Regions from separate parts of the Homo sapiens genome. Here region 1 is linked to region 2. The links are chromatin loops, found by intact Hi-C in ENCODE. Cell type or tissue: A673. All regions are shown on one strand. Links, peaks and the distances in the headings refer to the core of each region. The heading gives the core; the rest is flanking DNA. Region 1 overlaps PTPRJ (protein tyrosine phosphatase receptor type J). Region 2 has its middle 6.6 kb from the start of OR4B1.

Region 1 (8,337 bases), core at 192-8,191, 56 kb after region 2:
GATTCCCAGCTCAGCCTCTTACCAGGTATATTTTTGTTCCTACCTTGTGGGCAAGTTCTTAAACTCCCCAAGCCTCAGTTACCTCATCTATGAAATCATAATACCTCACAGGGTTGTTACAGAAAAAAAATAACATATATGGAGAATCTAGTGCAGAAAATACACTCCCTTCCCCATTCACCCAGGGTCACTAAGACTAACTTCAATCTTGATTTTAGATGAACAAAAGACCATTTAAATTCATCTTCATGTTCTCCATTAATGTAATTATGTCATTTTTGTTTGTCTAACAGATAGATTTATAAGAATGTTTCATGTATAAGGCCCTGGGCTCAACAGTATTAAAAAGCTTATTTGCATTCTTCTTTTTTTGTTTTGTTTTGTTTTGAGACAGAGTCTTGCTCTGTTGCCTAGGCTGGAGTGCAGTGGTGCAATCTTGGCTCACTGCAACCTCCGCCTCCTGGGTTCAGGCCATTCTCCTGCCTCAGCCTCCCAAGTAGCTGGGATTACAGGCATGCACCACCACGCCTGGCTAATTTTTGTGTTTTTAGTAGAGATGGGTTTCGCCATGTTGGCCAGGCTGGTCTCAAACTCCTGACCTCAGGTGGTCTGCCCACCATGGCCTTCCAAAGTGCTGGGATTACAGCTGTAAGCCACTGCACCCAGCCTATCAGCATTCATTTTAAAAACGCTTTTATTTCTATTACAGCCTATTCTCCTGATTCAACAAGAGGGTAAGGAGCCCACCCTCTATCACAAGCAACATGAGGATGGGCGTCATCTCTTACTGCTCTGTTATCTTTCCCTCCTCCATCCTCAGCCCCTAGCACAGGATCTTACATATACCAGGGGCTGGATAAACATCTGCTAGCTTACCATGAATTAAAGAACAATAAAAGAAATGATGCCTGAAGGGCTCCCACTATCCTGGGGACAGTACCACTCCAAGTGTGCACCCTGGTGCCACAGCAGTAGAATCACCCAGAAACTGGCAGAAACGCAATTCCGAATTAGAAACTCTGAGGGTAGAACCACCCTCCTGGTGATGCTGATGGATGCTAAAGTTTGAGATCCACTGGCTTAAGGAATCGAATCCTATTCCTCAAGCAATGAACCTACACTTAAAAACAACTCATAAAGCAACATTAAGTCCCATTCCTAAGGCACAGCATTTTTTTAGATTAGCATGTGTTTTTCAGTTCTCTTCACATCAATTCATGGAAATGCAGAATTTTATTACTATAAAAAATATTGGCCAGGGGCGGTGGCTCACATCTGCAATCCAGCACTTTGGGAGGCCAAGGCAGGTGGACCACAAGGTCAGGAGATTGAGACCATCCTGGCCAACATAGTGAAACCCTGTCTCTACTAAAAATACAAAAAGTAGCTGGGCATGGTGGCGCCTGCCTGTAATCCCAGCTACTTGGGAGGCTGAGGCAGGAGAATCGCTTGAACCAGGGAGTCGGAGGTTGCAAAAGCCAAGATCACACCACGGCACTCCAGCCTGGCGACAGAGTGAGACTCCATCTAAAAAAAAAAAATCTTATCTTTGATGGAAGCAGAAGAGGGATTTCAGGACGTTGCAGGAGAGAGGAGGCTGCTGAGGCTTATCCAGGGATAAGTCTGAGATTTTGCTTAAAGAAATGGTTCCAGGCCAGGTGTGATGGCTCACGCCTGAAATCCCAACACTTTGGGAGGCCAAGGAAGCAGGATCACTTGAGGTCAGGAGTTTGACACCAGCCTGGGCAACACAGTGAGACCTTGCCTCCACTAAAAATAAAAAAAATTATCCAGGCATGTGGTGCACGCCTGTAGTCCCAGCTACACAGGAGGCTGAAGTGGGAGGGAGCCCAGGAATTCAAAGCTGTAGTGAGCCATGATCGCACCACTGCACTCCAGGCTGGCTGACAGAGGAGACCCTGTCTCAAAAAAAAAAAAAAAAAAAAAAAAAAAAAAAAAAAACCCTGGGGTGGAGGCAGGAGGGGTTCAGTGCTCAACCTAAATTTGAAAATCATGGAGCTGATGAAAACCCTCATCTCACAGATGAAGACACCGGTTGCTTAGAGACATGATGGGCTTGTCCGTGTTCATGGGGCCAATGAAGAACAGAGCCACACCGTGAACAGCATCTTGCACTAGGCCTGGGAGATTTTGCTATTTACTAACTCCAGCAGCAACGTAATAAACAGAAGACACTGATATTTGTCCAAAAAAAAGATAATGACAAAATAGAATTGTTTAAAGAATGTTTTTAAACATTTCTCTTATGGGGAAAAAAAGACAGAAAACAAGTTTATAAGAATAAAGTGCTAATGTTTGAGTTTTTTTAAAGAAACAAATGGTTTTTAAGATACCCTTCTGCCACAATAAAAAGCAATTAATGTAATTTTAAATTTTAAAAACTAAAAAAGATACTTACTCTTCCCTGTTCAACACATTTAGTCAACATAATGATGGCATATACATTTTTCTCCCAAACCATACGCCAAAAATCTTTCAAAGTGTTCGGTAAAGGTCCTTGTGTGGCAATAAAATCTTTCTTGGAGTGGTAGCCCTAAAAATGGGAAACAGCACATAGTCAACCTCAAAGAAACAGAAAGAAGCAAAGCACACTGAAGATTTCATCGAAACAGTCCAGTGCTGTGAGACCGTCCCCCAACTTACAGGCATGTAGTTGGCATTGATGTAGTCATCCGTTGAATGGGTCTGGACCGAAAGTTTGACACGGGAAATATCATCTGTGACATTAAAAGAAAAAAGGTCCCCATTATAAGCAAATGTTTTAGTAAAGTTGGACACAAAACAGAAAAAAAAATGAAATTCAAAATGGCAAAACTGGGACTTGTGTCTTTGAAGATGCACAGTGTGGCATTTCATATAGACCACCTCATTTAATCCTCATGGTCACTCTATATGACCGTGGCACAGAGAAGTCACATGATCACCAGAGCAGAGCTAATGAGTGGCAGGGCCAGGATTTGAACCTGCAGCCTGACACCAGGACCCAAGATCTTAACCACACCAGATGCCTTCTCACATAAAATGAACCTGTTACTATTAGCATCCTCAGGTGTCTACCATGAGGGAATATGCTAAACAATTTTATTTACTCCTCAAAACCACCCTACAAGCCACTGCCCTGTTTCACAGATGAGGAAACTGAGGGTTACAGAGATTAAGTGACTTCTCCAAGTTCATATATCTGGTGAGGGGCAGTCAAAATTCAAATCTAGTGCCCCTTCCACTAGGACGGGGTAGGTCCCTAGGTTAACCATTCTACTCTGCCTCTATTCTCATATAAACAAGTTGTTATAAAAACAGAGTACCAAGTTCAAGTATAAATTGAATGTATAAGACTACTATGAGTAGGAGGGTCTAAAACACAGAATTATGTTTTATAAATATTATTGTCATCTCAAAAGCATACACACAAACTTGCCCAACTTAAGAGATGAAATAATAACCTTAGAACTGCAAGTGTCAGGCTGAGCCAGAAGCAGCACCACCTCAGTTTCCCCGTCTCTGATTGTACTACCTCACCCTCCTCTGGACAAAATAACATAACAATGCTAAGTCTAGTACTGACCTGAGTCTCAGCCTAAAGGCTTCCCAATAAGAACAATACCCAAACACCCACTTCCCAGCTCCCACTCCAGATCTGAGAATCTCCACAGACATTCACAAAAAGGGGCCAATAATCCCAAATTACCCTTACAAGGGCAATACCCCCAGCCTAGTTTTAAAAGCATTTCCCTCAGAACATGGGCCAATACTCCTTGTCAAGTACAAGGAAATAAATGGAGAGAAAGAACCCAAGAACTAGAAAATGCTGAATTTAAAAAGAACTTAATGTTTTAGTCCAGGAATGAAAAACACGGCTTCGAATAAAGATGATGACGTCCTGATGTAAAAATTATCTGCAAAGTCTATCAATTTCAGCTCCATCAGAACATGGCTACAATCTGCTTATGCTCCTCTCTGTGCCCTAATCCCCACCCAAAAGAGAGATTACAAGGAACTTTCAATGGAGAATTATTTACATTTCATCTAATGGTTTGATGTAATAAATAATTCTTATTTTAAACTCAATTTGCTGTAATCCTGTTGACTAAGATGCAGACATTGTTAATTCTCAAAAACAGGAAATGAGCTAAATATAAGTCATACTTAGCTGTGGAATTCACTCAGCCCATGTGTCTGGACACAGAGAGTGTGACTCCCCGTCTCCCTCTGCTCACTTTCATTCCAGAATTATAGAACTGAAATAAATAGTTGTGAGACAGAGGGGTTAAGAACACAGACTCTGGCCTTTTCCCTTACTGAGACAGACAGACCTAGTACAAAGCCGAGTTTTCCCGTCACTACCTGTGTAACCTTGGAAAGATCACCTAACCACTCTGTGCATTTTCCTCATCTGCAAAACAAATATTCTACTACCTACTTCATAAGGCTGTTGTGAGGATTTAAGAGAATGCACCTAAATATAGTGCTTAGCACATAGTAGGTGAATAATGGATGGTTGTGGAAGTAGGTGACTAATGAATGGTTGTGGAAGTGGTTACTTAGGATCACTGATTCCCTCCCCTCTACACTTAGAGATGTGATGGCCACTGATGGAACACAGAGAAGATGCTGTAGATAAAATAACTTACAGGGCAGAACATTATTATAGCGATTCTTTCCTCTATTCTCAGCCAGTTCTGCTGCATATTTAGGTTGACTAATTCCAACAAGCTTCAGATCCTGAAAACAAAACAAATGAGGTGTTCATTTATTTAGTCTTCAAATATTATTCATATTTAGCATAGCATATGACAGTGAAACCAGCCCAACAGTCCCATAGACAAGTTGTTTTTGAATAAACATAGAAATTTACCCTTCTGCTATTAAAGCCTGAAACTTGTATTTGTTTTATCTGAGTTCCTTTCTCAGGAAAGGACCTTCAGGGAGTAACAAAGAACTGAAACTAGTCAGATCACTGCACCAGATGCCTCCTTGCCCCTCCCTACTTCCTGTTTTCTTTTTTTTTTTTTTTTTTTTTTTTTTGAGACAGAGTCTCGCTCTGTCGCCCAGGCTGGAGTGCAGTGGCGCGGTCTCCTGCCTCAGCCTCCCGAGTAGCTGGGACTACAGACGCCCACCACCACGCCTGGCTAATTTTTTGTATTTTTAGTAGAGACGGGGTTTCACCATGTTAGCCAGGATGGTCTCGATCTCCTGACCTCGTGATCCACCCACCTTGGCCTCCCAAAGTGCTGGGATTACAGGCGTGAGCCACCATGCCCAGCCCCTAGTTCCTGTTTTCTTACACATTGTTACATTTCTTTCCTGCTGTATAAACCCCTGGTTTTAGTCAGTCAGCGAGATGGATTTGAGATTCAGCTCCCATCTCCTTGGCTGCAGCACCCGATTAAAGCTTTCTTCCCCGGCAATATTTGTCATCTCAGTGATTGGCTTTCTGTAAAGGTGAGGAGCAGGACCTAGACCAAACCCGTGGTGTTTTGGTAGCAAAAGAACAAAGTGGAAATGTAGAGGTGATATGGGTTAAACTGTGCCCCAAAAAGATATGTTGGATTTCTCGCCCCCAATACCTATGAGTGGGATCTTATTTAGAAATAGGCTCTTTACAAGCCTGCACTGCCAAGACAATCCTAAGCCAAAAGAACAAAGCTGGAAGCATCATGCTAGCTGACGTCAAACTATACTACAAGGCTACAGTAACCAAAAGAGCATGGCACTGGTACCAAAACAGAGATATAGACCAATGGAACAGAACAGAGCCCTCAGAAATAATACCACACATCTACAACCATCTGATCTTTGACAAACCTGACAAAAACAAGCAATGGGGAAAGGATTCCCAATTTAATAAATGGTGCTGGGAAAACTGGCTAGCCATATGTAGAAAGCTGAAACTGACAAAAATTAATTCAAGATGGATTAAAGACTTAAATGTCAGACCTAAAACCATAAAAACCCTAGAAGAAAACCTAGGCAATACTATTCAGGACATAGGCATGGGCAAGGACTTTACGTCTAAAACACCAAAAGCAATGGCAACAAAAGACAAAATTGACAAATTGGATCTAATTAAACTAAAGAGCTTCTGCACAGCAAAAGAAACTACCATCAGAGTGAACAGGCAACCTACAGAATGGGAGAAAATTTTTGCAATCTACCCATCTGACAAAGGGCTAATATCCAGAAACTACAAAGAACTTAAACAAATTTACAAGAAAAAATCAAACAACCCCATCAAAAAGTGGGCGAAGGATATGAACAGACACTTCTCAAAAGAAGACATTTATGCAGCCAAAAGACACATGAAAAAATGCTCATCATCGCTGGCCATCAGAGAAATGCAAATCAAAACCACAATGAGATAGCATCTCACACCAGTTAGAATGGCAATCATTAAAAAGTCAGGAAACAACAGGTGCTGGAGAGGATGTGGAGAAATAGCAACACTTTTACACTGTTGTTGGGACTGTAAACTAGTTCAACCATTGTGGAAGACAATGTGGTGATTCCTCAAGGATATGAAACTAGAAATACCATTTGACCCAGCCATCCCATTACTGGGTATATACCCAAAGGATTATAAATCATGCTGCTATAAAGACACATGCACATGTATGTTTATTGCAGCACTATTCACAATAGCAAAGACTTGGAACCAACCGAAATGCCCATCAATGATAGACTGGACTAAGAAAAATGTGGCACACATTCACCATGGAATACTATGCAGCCATAAAAGGATGAGTTCAGGTCCTTTGTAGGGACATGGATGAAGCTGGAAACCATCATTCTCAGCAAACGATCGCAAGGACAGAAAACCAAACACCGCATGTTCTTACTCATAGGTGGGAATTGAACAATGAGAACACTTGGACACAGGGAGGGGAACATCACACACCGGGGCCTGTCATGGGGTGGGGGGAGGGATAGCATTAGGAGATATACCTAATGTAAATGATGAGTTAATGGGTGCAGCACACCAACATGGCACATGTACACATATGTAACAAACCTGCATGTTGTGCTCATGTATCCTAGAACTTAAAGTATAAAAAAAAAAGGCTCTTTACAAATGTAAACAAATTAAAATGAGATCATACTAGATTAGAGTGGGCCCTGAATCCCATATGACTAGTGTCCTTATAGGAGGAAAAGAGACAAAGAGACATAGACACATGAGGGGAGATGGCCATGTGAACACAGAGGCAGACATCAGAGTGTTGCTGCCACAAAACCAAGGGACGCCTGGGGCTCCCAGAAGCTGCGGAGGCAAGGAAGGGCGCTGCCCAGAGGTTTAGAAGGGAGTGTGACCCTGCCCACACCTTAATTTGGGACTTGTGGCCTCTAGACAGTAAATTTCTGTTGTTTTCAGCCTCCCAGTTTGTGGTGCTTTTTTATGGCAGCCTAGAGAACTAATACAAAGGTTAGAATATAGGAAAAAGGATAACCCTTGCCTTCAAGCAGTTGCAACCTGGAGGAGAGGTGTACTGTACACAGAAAAAACTAACATTACAAAAAGGCAGAATTAAAGAAATGCTGAATATTGGTAACAAGCAACAGGGGAAACAAGGCAGTCTGAGCACACAGAACTCAAGTCCTCCTAATGGGATCCCAGAATGCCCATGGAGGAAGCAGCATGTGCACTGTGCTGAGTGCTGAGCAGGATTTCAAGAGAGCAAAGGCAGAGATGCTGGACAGGGCAGCACAGGAGGACGAGTGTGCATGGTCACTCTGAGCAGGGCTGGTTCCTGGGCTGGTTGGAGCACAGCATGGGGAACTGAAAGGCAGACACTGGCCAAGAAATTCCTTGTGCAGGGCTTCAGAAGTGAGCCTCACAAGCCATCCTAGGCCACACTGCCATCAAGCCCCAGACCTCTACATGCCCATTTGGTTTCTTTCCAGCTCATATAGCTTCCTAAGTATTGTGGCTAACAGTTCCCTGACTTGAATTCCTAGTTTCTGTTAACAGTTTTCTAACTTTCAGGAAAAACAAGCCAATTTCTAAGGAAAGTGGCTGTGCTTCAGTCAGGAGTAGTCCAAGGTAGACATCCAGGACAGTATGACGCAAAGGGTTTGGAGCGCAACAACCCCTTGCGTTATATAGCCATTTAATGTAACCTGTTTGTGTGAGTTCATACCTGGCTTTGAGCCACTATTGTCTGTGAGTAATATAACTGCACTGCTGACTCTGTAGGAGAGAGAATAAAGCCATGTCCCAACTGCCTACAGTCCCTCGAGTGTTCTTTCAGCTACCTGCCACCCATCCACCAACTCCCCTCAGATCCCAGCTTGGGTTGGAACCTGACACAATTAAAAACA
Region 2 (8,337 bases), core at 21-8,020:
CATCTAATTCATGCCTCCTCCACCTGTCATATTTACACAATCTTTATGTCCTGTTGATTTCACCAGTTTCCTCCTCTGTCTTCCTGCAGCTGCCATCTTCAAGTAGGACATAAACTCACATGAGGATGACTGCAGACACCTACATACTTCATCTGTCCCCAGACATCCCCAGTCTTCATCCCCAGTCTATTCTACATACTCACGTTAGAAATTCTTCCTCTTCCCTCAGTTCCAAGTCATTCAGAAATTGCCATTGTCTCCCTGTTGGCTGGTAATCCATCCTAAATTCTTCCATCTGACTTTTAGAAACCTCTACAGGACCTCCACAGGCCCCTTCGAACCCACTTTACGGGGCACTAAACCGCACACAATCTCAGTTCTATTCAGAGGTCTCCTCACCTTCTCATAAATACAAGTTGATCCCCAACACAGGTGAATCTTTCCTACTTTTCACATTACCTGATGTATCACCCCTTTTTGCTTCCCTCTCCAAGTGCCAGCTAGTCTACAAGGTCCGCTGTCTAGGAAGCTTTCTCTGGTTACTATTTATCTCTGCTCTCAACTCTGGAAATCAGTTTAAGTCATCCTTCTGCTAAATGCAAGAAGGCACACAGTATTCATTTCATAGCAAGCCCTCAAAGAATGTAAGTTATTATGATTGTTATACTTCTAAAATGCAAATCTGATCAAGTCATGCATTGACTTGAAATCTAGCAACGGTTTTCCACTGACTACGAGATTAAATCCAATACCATCAGCATGACATTAAGACTCTCCAGAACTGGAGCTTGTTCATCTTTCTATATTCAGTTGCCATCACTCTCAACTGGAGCTTGTACTCCAGCCATTCTGAATGATATATCATTCTAAAAAACTGTCTCTTTGCATAAACTAATCCCTCTGCTTGGTTGGTGCACATGCCTTGACTCTCTAACTTTTCTTCTTGTTTTAATACTCAGGTCAAACACCACCCATCGCTGCACTGCCAGGAAACACCTCTTGCCTGCTTTTGTTGTTGTTTTACTTTTTTGAGACAAGGTATCACTGTTTCAACCAGGCTGGAGTGCAGTGGCATGATCATAGCTCACTGTAATCTTGAACTCCTAGGCTTAAGGGATCCTTCTGCCTTGGCCTCCTCAGTAGCTAGGACTATAAGTGCATGCTACCAGGCCCAGGTAATTTTTTAATTTTTTTGTAGAGATGGCATCTCACAATGTTGCCCAGGCTGGCCTCAGACTCCTGGTTTCAAGTGATCCTCCCAATGCTCTAGGATTACAGGTGGGAGCCACCATGCCCAGCCTTCTTCCATGTTTTTTACATATTTCTACTGAAGTAGTTAGCATATTTTATTGTCATTTTTGTTTCTGTATCTGTCTTCTTTGCTGACTTTATTCATCTCTGAATCCTCCAAATAACTTCTCGGCAAATGTTCATTTAATTGAATTTTTAAATACATAAATGAAGTTATTCTACCACCTACAGTTGAAAGCACAAAATGCATCACACTTTATCTTTATACAGTCTCTTTTTTTCTCTCTCTCATTGTGGCATTACAGTCATCTGTTTGTCGTTAGAAAAAGAGTTGAAGTTTGTTACGCCTTGAACCCACACAGCACCTAAATGTCAGCCTCACAGATGGTACACAGTATATATGTAGACCCTTGGTTGATGATAAACTGATTAACCAGTAGATTGATAAGAAAAAAACTAGATTCTTTAATGCTATCTCTCTACATTTTCTTTTAAGTCTGTTGACCTCTTATAACCTACCTGAGACTCTTTCTCACCAAGTATATAAAATTATGAACAATGTAGATCATTTTTATTTCAGAAATAAGCATTTAACTGCACTGGGTCAAAGTCACACATGCTGCAATTTTGCAATTGAGATACTTTATCTACTTCTAGATTATCTTCTATGAGCTGAGTGGGGAGGACCCTAACATCATTATGTTTTCCAGAAGACATTTTTTGTCCTTTCTTTTGTCCAGTGTTACTTGGACATGAATTGCCCAGTTCTCACTTAAAGTGCTAAATCTCTTACACACACACACGCACACATCATAAGTCCTTATGCTGAGAAGGTTACCATAATGGGCCACATGATATATATTTTAAAAACAAACAAAAAAGCCTATTAGGGGAATTTAATACAATTATGTCAGATGGCTTAATGAAGTCATCGTGAGAGCACAGAGGTGATGAATCCAGAAGGGCAAGTGACCTGCCTTTTAGTGGAGGAAATAGTTCATGGTTCAGCGTCCTCTAAAGGACAGATGAAAACAAAGCAAGGACCCCTGGCTAAGCTGCCTTTCACTCTTCTCAGGAATTGGTCTAAAGCAGTGGTAAAGAGGGTGGGTGTTGAAATTGGGAGCCAACTCTTAGCTCTACCGCTCACCTATCATGTGCCCTTATTAACAGTTTTTTTTTCAATAGAGTAGCAATTTATATCTGGCATAGTTGTTGCAAGAATTAGATGTGAGATAAAATATATAAAGTACTTCACAGGGTTGCCCAGCAAATACAAAACTTTCCATAAATAGTAGCTTTTCTTAGCTCAGATTTTCTGGTATTTATTTACATTTCTTTCTGCTTTCTCTTTCCACCTTCCCCAAGATAAAAGCAGCTATTTGATAATAAATTACCACCTCTTTTTTCCAGCACTTTCCCAAATAAATCCCTCACCATTGGGTCATGGATTACATGTAAAAGCTTAGGTTGGAAAATTATCATCTAAACACTAACTAGGTAGAATTGTATCCTCTAACGTGAAGCCCCAGTGAGAGAAGTACAACAGGAACGAAGCAGTAAGTGAGAGAGAGCCTGGAAGACCCATTGCTATGAGCTCAAAGCCACATCACAAGGTCTCCTTCCCACCACCCCTTTGGACCCCCAAGTGGTACTGCATGGAATCCCAGAAAGTGAAAGCCGGGCAGAACTTTAAGACACATCCTATCCAGGCCTCTCCTTTCTACAGAGTCAGAAACTGAGCCTAGGAAAGCGACTCACCCTAGGTCACACAGAGATTTGGCGCCTCTAACTCATGCTCAGTGAACCTGAGAACTCTTTCTGGATAGGGCATTACCTACCTTCCTTGGGTAATATTCAGCCTTAGAACAGGGAATGGAATGGGAGGCTCCTTCTCCCTAGGCTGAGGAAAATTTTCTTCCTCGGTGGCAAGTGCTCATCATTCAGAGGGGTGTCCAGGGCTGACGGGACTGAAGGAGTGTGACTTGCAACACAGGAGGCCCCTCTTCAGAACAAGAATCTTCCACTCAGCTTCTGCATCTGCATTGAAAGCACCCCAGCAGATTAAACCACTTCATCTTAGCTAAGGCATCAGGTGAAATCAAAGAAATTTTAGAGCTGAATAAATTTGTAGACCATCAATTCAATATCCTTAGTTTTCAGATGATGCAATAAAGGGCCAGAGAATTTAATTGACCTTTCAAAGTTACACAGCTCATTATTTATTAATCAAGTTGCTGAGGTACAAATAAGTGCTCTTTCCATGACCCTGGGATTCCTTTCTAGTGATCTTGATTTTATGATTTTTGTTGCCAATGAACAAGTAAATCTTGTTTCCACACAACAAAATTCCCCGGGGTCCTGTGATCTTTCATAAAATGAACAGCCTATGTTGATGTGGATAAATTACAAAAGGAAGGATTCAGGAAACCAATCCCCTGGCCAATCTTTGGATCAACTATTGAGAAACAGAAAAAACTAAACTACAGGAAGCAACTAAATAATGATTTTTTAATTCTGGTTTTTAGTTTAGAAAACCCACCCACTCACTAGAAGACCAATGATTGTTTTTCAACATTGAGATGCTTTGAACTATTTGAAATAAATTGACCCACAAGCTGTAATCAGGGAACTAAATTTCCCAATGGAATTTCTTGTCTCTAGTGTGAAATTTTGCCAATAAACTGCAAGTTAGGAAAAGTTCCAAAATGTGTTTCAACTAATTCATTGACAGACGTTTATGAAGTCCCAACCATCTGGTAGTTACGCTCTGAGAGAAGGCAGCTAGAGACATTAGGAGAGTTTTCTGAGTTAACCACGGAAATATGCAACTGAAGGGAGAAGAAAAGAGAGGATAGGTCAGGGTGACCGGCCGCCAGCAGGGGGACTTTAGGCAAGTTCCATCGCCTCCATGGTTTGTAGTTTCACAGCCATGAAATGACAGAATTGGTCTCAATTATCTTTCACATCCCTTCTTGTTCTAACATTCTACACTTCAAGATCACTTAGACTCTGTTCTCCTAAGCGCCCCATAAGTGATGAAGATATTGATGATGGCCCCAATAATAATAATAGCTGCTATTTATTGGGTACCTACTATGTGCCAGGCACTATCCCAAACATTTTGCAGTCATTGTCTTTAATGTTGACAGCAACTCTGCAATTTGCTTCTTGAGCATTTTTATTCTTCTGTCGATACTATTTTCTTCTATTGCTGTCAAAACTACCCAGATTTTCTTTGGTGAAAGCACACCACCCCAGCCCCAGCCATGTATTTTGCATAATGTTGGTCACCTAGAAATGGACTTTAATTGGCTTAAGCAGATCTACAAAAACCACCCCTTTGGTTCAGGGATGGAAAGTAACCTAGTCAGGGAGACAGCAAGGCATTTGAGGTATTTACAGGAAAAAAAAAAAAAAACAAAAAGCTTATTCTATCTTTATTCTATCTTAAACAGAAGATACCAGAAGAGACAGAAATATTTGCTCTGAATAGTGTTGAGCGAAGGTCTAGAACTGCTGCAGCCACTTTGTTACAAAGAGGAATCATGAGCTTCCAGAGGGCCGCCAAGTGAGACCTAGAAGAGCAGCAAGCACCATAAAGAGAAGAGTGTCAAGAAAACTGCAGCCTGGTGTGGTGGCTCATGCCTGTAATCCCAACATTTTGGGGGGCCGAGGGAGGTGGATCACCTGAGGTCAGGAGTTTGAGACCAGCCTGGCCAACATGGTGAAACACCATCTCTACTAAAAATACAAAAATTAGTCCGGCATGGTGGTGTGCTTGAAATTCCAGCTACCTGGGAGGCTGAGGCAGGAGAATCGCTTGAACCTGGGAGGCAGAGGTTGTACTGAGCCAAGATCGTGCCATTGCACTCCAGGCTGGGCAACAGTGAGGCTCTGTCTCAAAAAAAATAAATAAATAACAATAACAAAAAATAATCTCCTGAATTCTCTGAGCTGCATCATTCTCTACCTTTAATTACACATTGAGGAGTAGATGCCAATTCTTAGGGAAATATTGCAAACGTCATGTGGGATGTCTTTTGTACCTATGAGGAAAGGGAACTTTTGGAACAAATTACTAGCATTTATATACTAGTGAAGATATACCACCTGACTAAAAGTGATCTTTAAAAAATGTTCAGTTTTGAAAAAAACTGCATTGTGGAAAGGCTGCATCAGGAAAAACGCATGTCAGATTGTTTTCACCACTTACTAGCTTGGTAACCCTAGAAAATTAAGTCAGCAACACAAGAACAGGAAACCAAACACTGCATGTTCTCACTCATAAGTGGGAGTTGAACAATGAGAATACATGGACACAGGGAGAGGAACATCACACACTGGAGCCTGTCACGGGGTGGGGGACTAGGGGAGGGGTAGCATTAGGAGAAATGCCTAATGTAGATGATGGGTTCATGGGTGCAGCAAACAACCATGGCATGTGTATACCTATGTAACAAAACTGCACATTCTGCACATGTACCCCAGAACTTAAAGTATAATTTAAAAAAAATTTTTAAAAGAAAGCAAATTTAGTTAGCAGCTTTTAGTCTCACCTTTCTCATCTGTTAAATGGCCACGATAATGCATACCTTCAGGATTGTTAGATGGGAGATGAAATAACCTATGTTAAATGGTTATCTAACACAATGCTTCATACATAGTAGAGGTTCCATAAGTGTTTATTTGGATTTTAAATTTATGCAGTTGGACTATTATCCAGTTTAATGTGTAGGTCTTTGCATCACATTTCATAGCAAAAAGGCAATAAATTAAAAATCAAATTAGGAGCACCAAAAATAATTACTAATATTTCTTCCATGAACAAGGAAGTGTCTAATAAAAACATTTTTCCTCCTCTTCTATGGCAAATACTGCTAATGCCTTTACTGGCTTTATTCTTTTCTAATCCTGCCCAGAGGAAAATAGTCACATTTCCAGACTCCCTTGAAGCTAGATGTGGCAATGTGATCCAAGTCCGGCCAATAAAACGCAAGCAAAGGTCACTTGATAAGCATCTGGAAACTTTCTAAAGAGTTCAGACTTAATTGGTTTGTTTAGTCAGCACTTTGCTCTTCATCCTTGACTTTTCTGCCTTCCTTCTTCTTCCTGCTGACAGTAAGGATGGGACACTAGAGGAGCAGGAGCTATATCACTCTTGCAAAGTAAATAAATAAATAAATAAATATATAAATACATAAATAAATAAATAAATTTAAAAAATCAAAACCATGCCCATAGGAAAAAAAGGAGGAAAACTATATCCAAACAAAAGTCTTGTGAAAAGACATGAAAATGTGAATAAAAGCACTCAGCTAATAAAGCGATGTAAATTCTTTTTTAAAATGCAACTGCAAAGCTGAAGAAATCTGCAACACAGTACTCAAAACTGAATTAAATATCCTCAAACAAAAATTTATATATAAAAATAACACTTTGAGGAACATAAAAATTAAGAACAGAAATGGAATTTTAAGATCACAAAGAGATGAAATGAGACTTGATTGAATTCAGGAAAATATAGGACAAAAAGAAAAATTATATCAATAATAAAGGTTAAGGTACCAAATGGAGAATATTCAAATTAAAATATAATAAAGAGTAAAAAAGTAAAACAGAAAATCAACCAAAGGAAATAAAGTGTTTTTTTATTTTAACTTTTATTTTAGATTCAGTGGATACATGTGCAGGTTTCTTACATAGATATATTGCATGACGCTGCAGTTTAGGGAATAAATGATCCTGTTACCCAGATAGTAATCATAGTACCCAATAGGTAGCTTTTTGGCCTTGTTCCCCTTTCTCTCTCTACCACCTAGTAGCCCCAGTGTCTATTGTTCCCATCTTTATGTCCATGTGTATCCAATGTTTAGCTCCCACTTGTAAATGAGAATCTGCAGTATTTGATTTTCTGGTCCTGCATTAATTCACTTAGGATAATGGACTCCACCTGCATCTATGTTGCTGCAAAGGGCATGATTTCATTGCTGCAAAGAGCATGAGTATTATGGCTGCACGGTATTCCATGGTATATATGCATCACATTGTCTTTATCCATTCCACCATTGATGGACACCTAGGTTGATTCCATGTTTTTGCTATTGTGAATACTGCTGCAATGAACATATGAGTGCATATGTCTTTCTGGTAGAACAACTTATTTTCCTTTGGATATGTACCTGGTAATGGAATTGCTGAGTCAAATGGTAGTTCAAGTCTTAGTTCTTTGAGAAATTTCCAAACTGCTTTTCACAGTGGTTGAGCTAATGTACATTCCCACCAAGACTGTACAAGTGTTCCCTTTTCACTGCAGCTTTGCCAACATCTGCTATTTTTTGACTTTTTAATAATAGCCATTCTCACTGGCATGAGATAATATCTCATTGTGCTTTTGATGTGCATTTCTTTGATGATTCATGATGTTCAGCATCTTTTCATATGTTTGTTGGCTGCTTGCATGTCTTCTTTTGAGAAGTGTCTGTTCATGTCCTTTGCCTACTTTTTAATCAGGTTATTTGTTTTTTGTTTGTTGAATTGTTTAATTTTCTTATAGATTCTGGATATTACAACTTCATCAGATGCATAGTTTGCAAATATTTCCTCCTATCCCATAGGTTTTCCATTTACTCTGTTGATAGTTTCTTGGTTGTGCAGAATACTCTTTAATTTAATTAGGTCTCATTTGTCAATTTTTGTTTTGTTACCATTGCTTTTGGCATCTTCAATGTGAAATCTTTGCCAGGGCCTATGTCCAGAATGGTATTTTCTAGGCTTTTTTCTATTATAGTTATAGTTTTAGGTCTTGTATTTAAGTCTTTAACTCATCTTGAGTTAATTTTTATATATTGTGAAACATAGGAATCCTGTTTCATTCTTCTGCGTATGGTTAGCCAGTTATCCCAGCACCATTTATTGAATAGGGAGTCCTTTCCCCATTGCTTATTTTTGTTGACTTTGTCAAACAGCAAATGGTTATAGGTGTGCAGCTTTATTTCTGTGTTCTCTATTGTGTTCCATTGGTCTGTACATCTGTTTTCATACCAGCATAATGCTGTTTTGGTTACTATAGCATTATAATATAGTTTG

What was found. Peaks named below come from ENCODE experiments on the same cell type or tissue, not always from the same donor. Only the 100,000 strongest peaks of a DNase experiment are listed, where the experiment ranks them.
Region 1: a loop joins it to region 2, with 3 times the contacts of the local background. A loop is called at or near these places in 1 of 110 quality-filtered maps.

What each region holds. Positions count from the first base shown.
Region 1 is chr11:48,150,202-48,158,538 of GRCh38, reverse strand. PTPRJ (protein tyrosine phosphatase receptor type J) reads right to left here. Exons shown (of 25, transcript NM_002843.4): 19 at 4,653-4,743; 20 at 2,665-2,738; 21 at 2,420-2,554. Among named protein-coding and RNA genes, the nearest start is that of MIR3161, 58 kb to the right of the region's middle. In A673, for the core only: no CTCF peak of the experiment used is centred there; a DNase peak (open chromatin) is centred at 4,168.
Region 2 is chr11:48,206,038-48,214,374 of GRCh38, reverse strand. No RefSeq gene overlaps it. Among named protein-coding and RNA genes, the nearest start is that of OR4B1, 6.6 kb to the left of the region's middle. In A673, for the core only: a CTCF peak has its summit at 4,095; no DNase peak of the experiment used is centred there; H3K27me3 peaks cover 2,836 bases.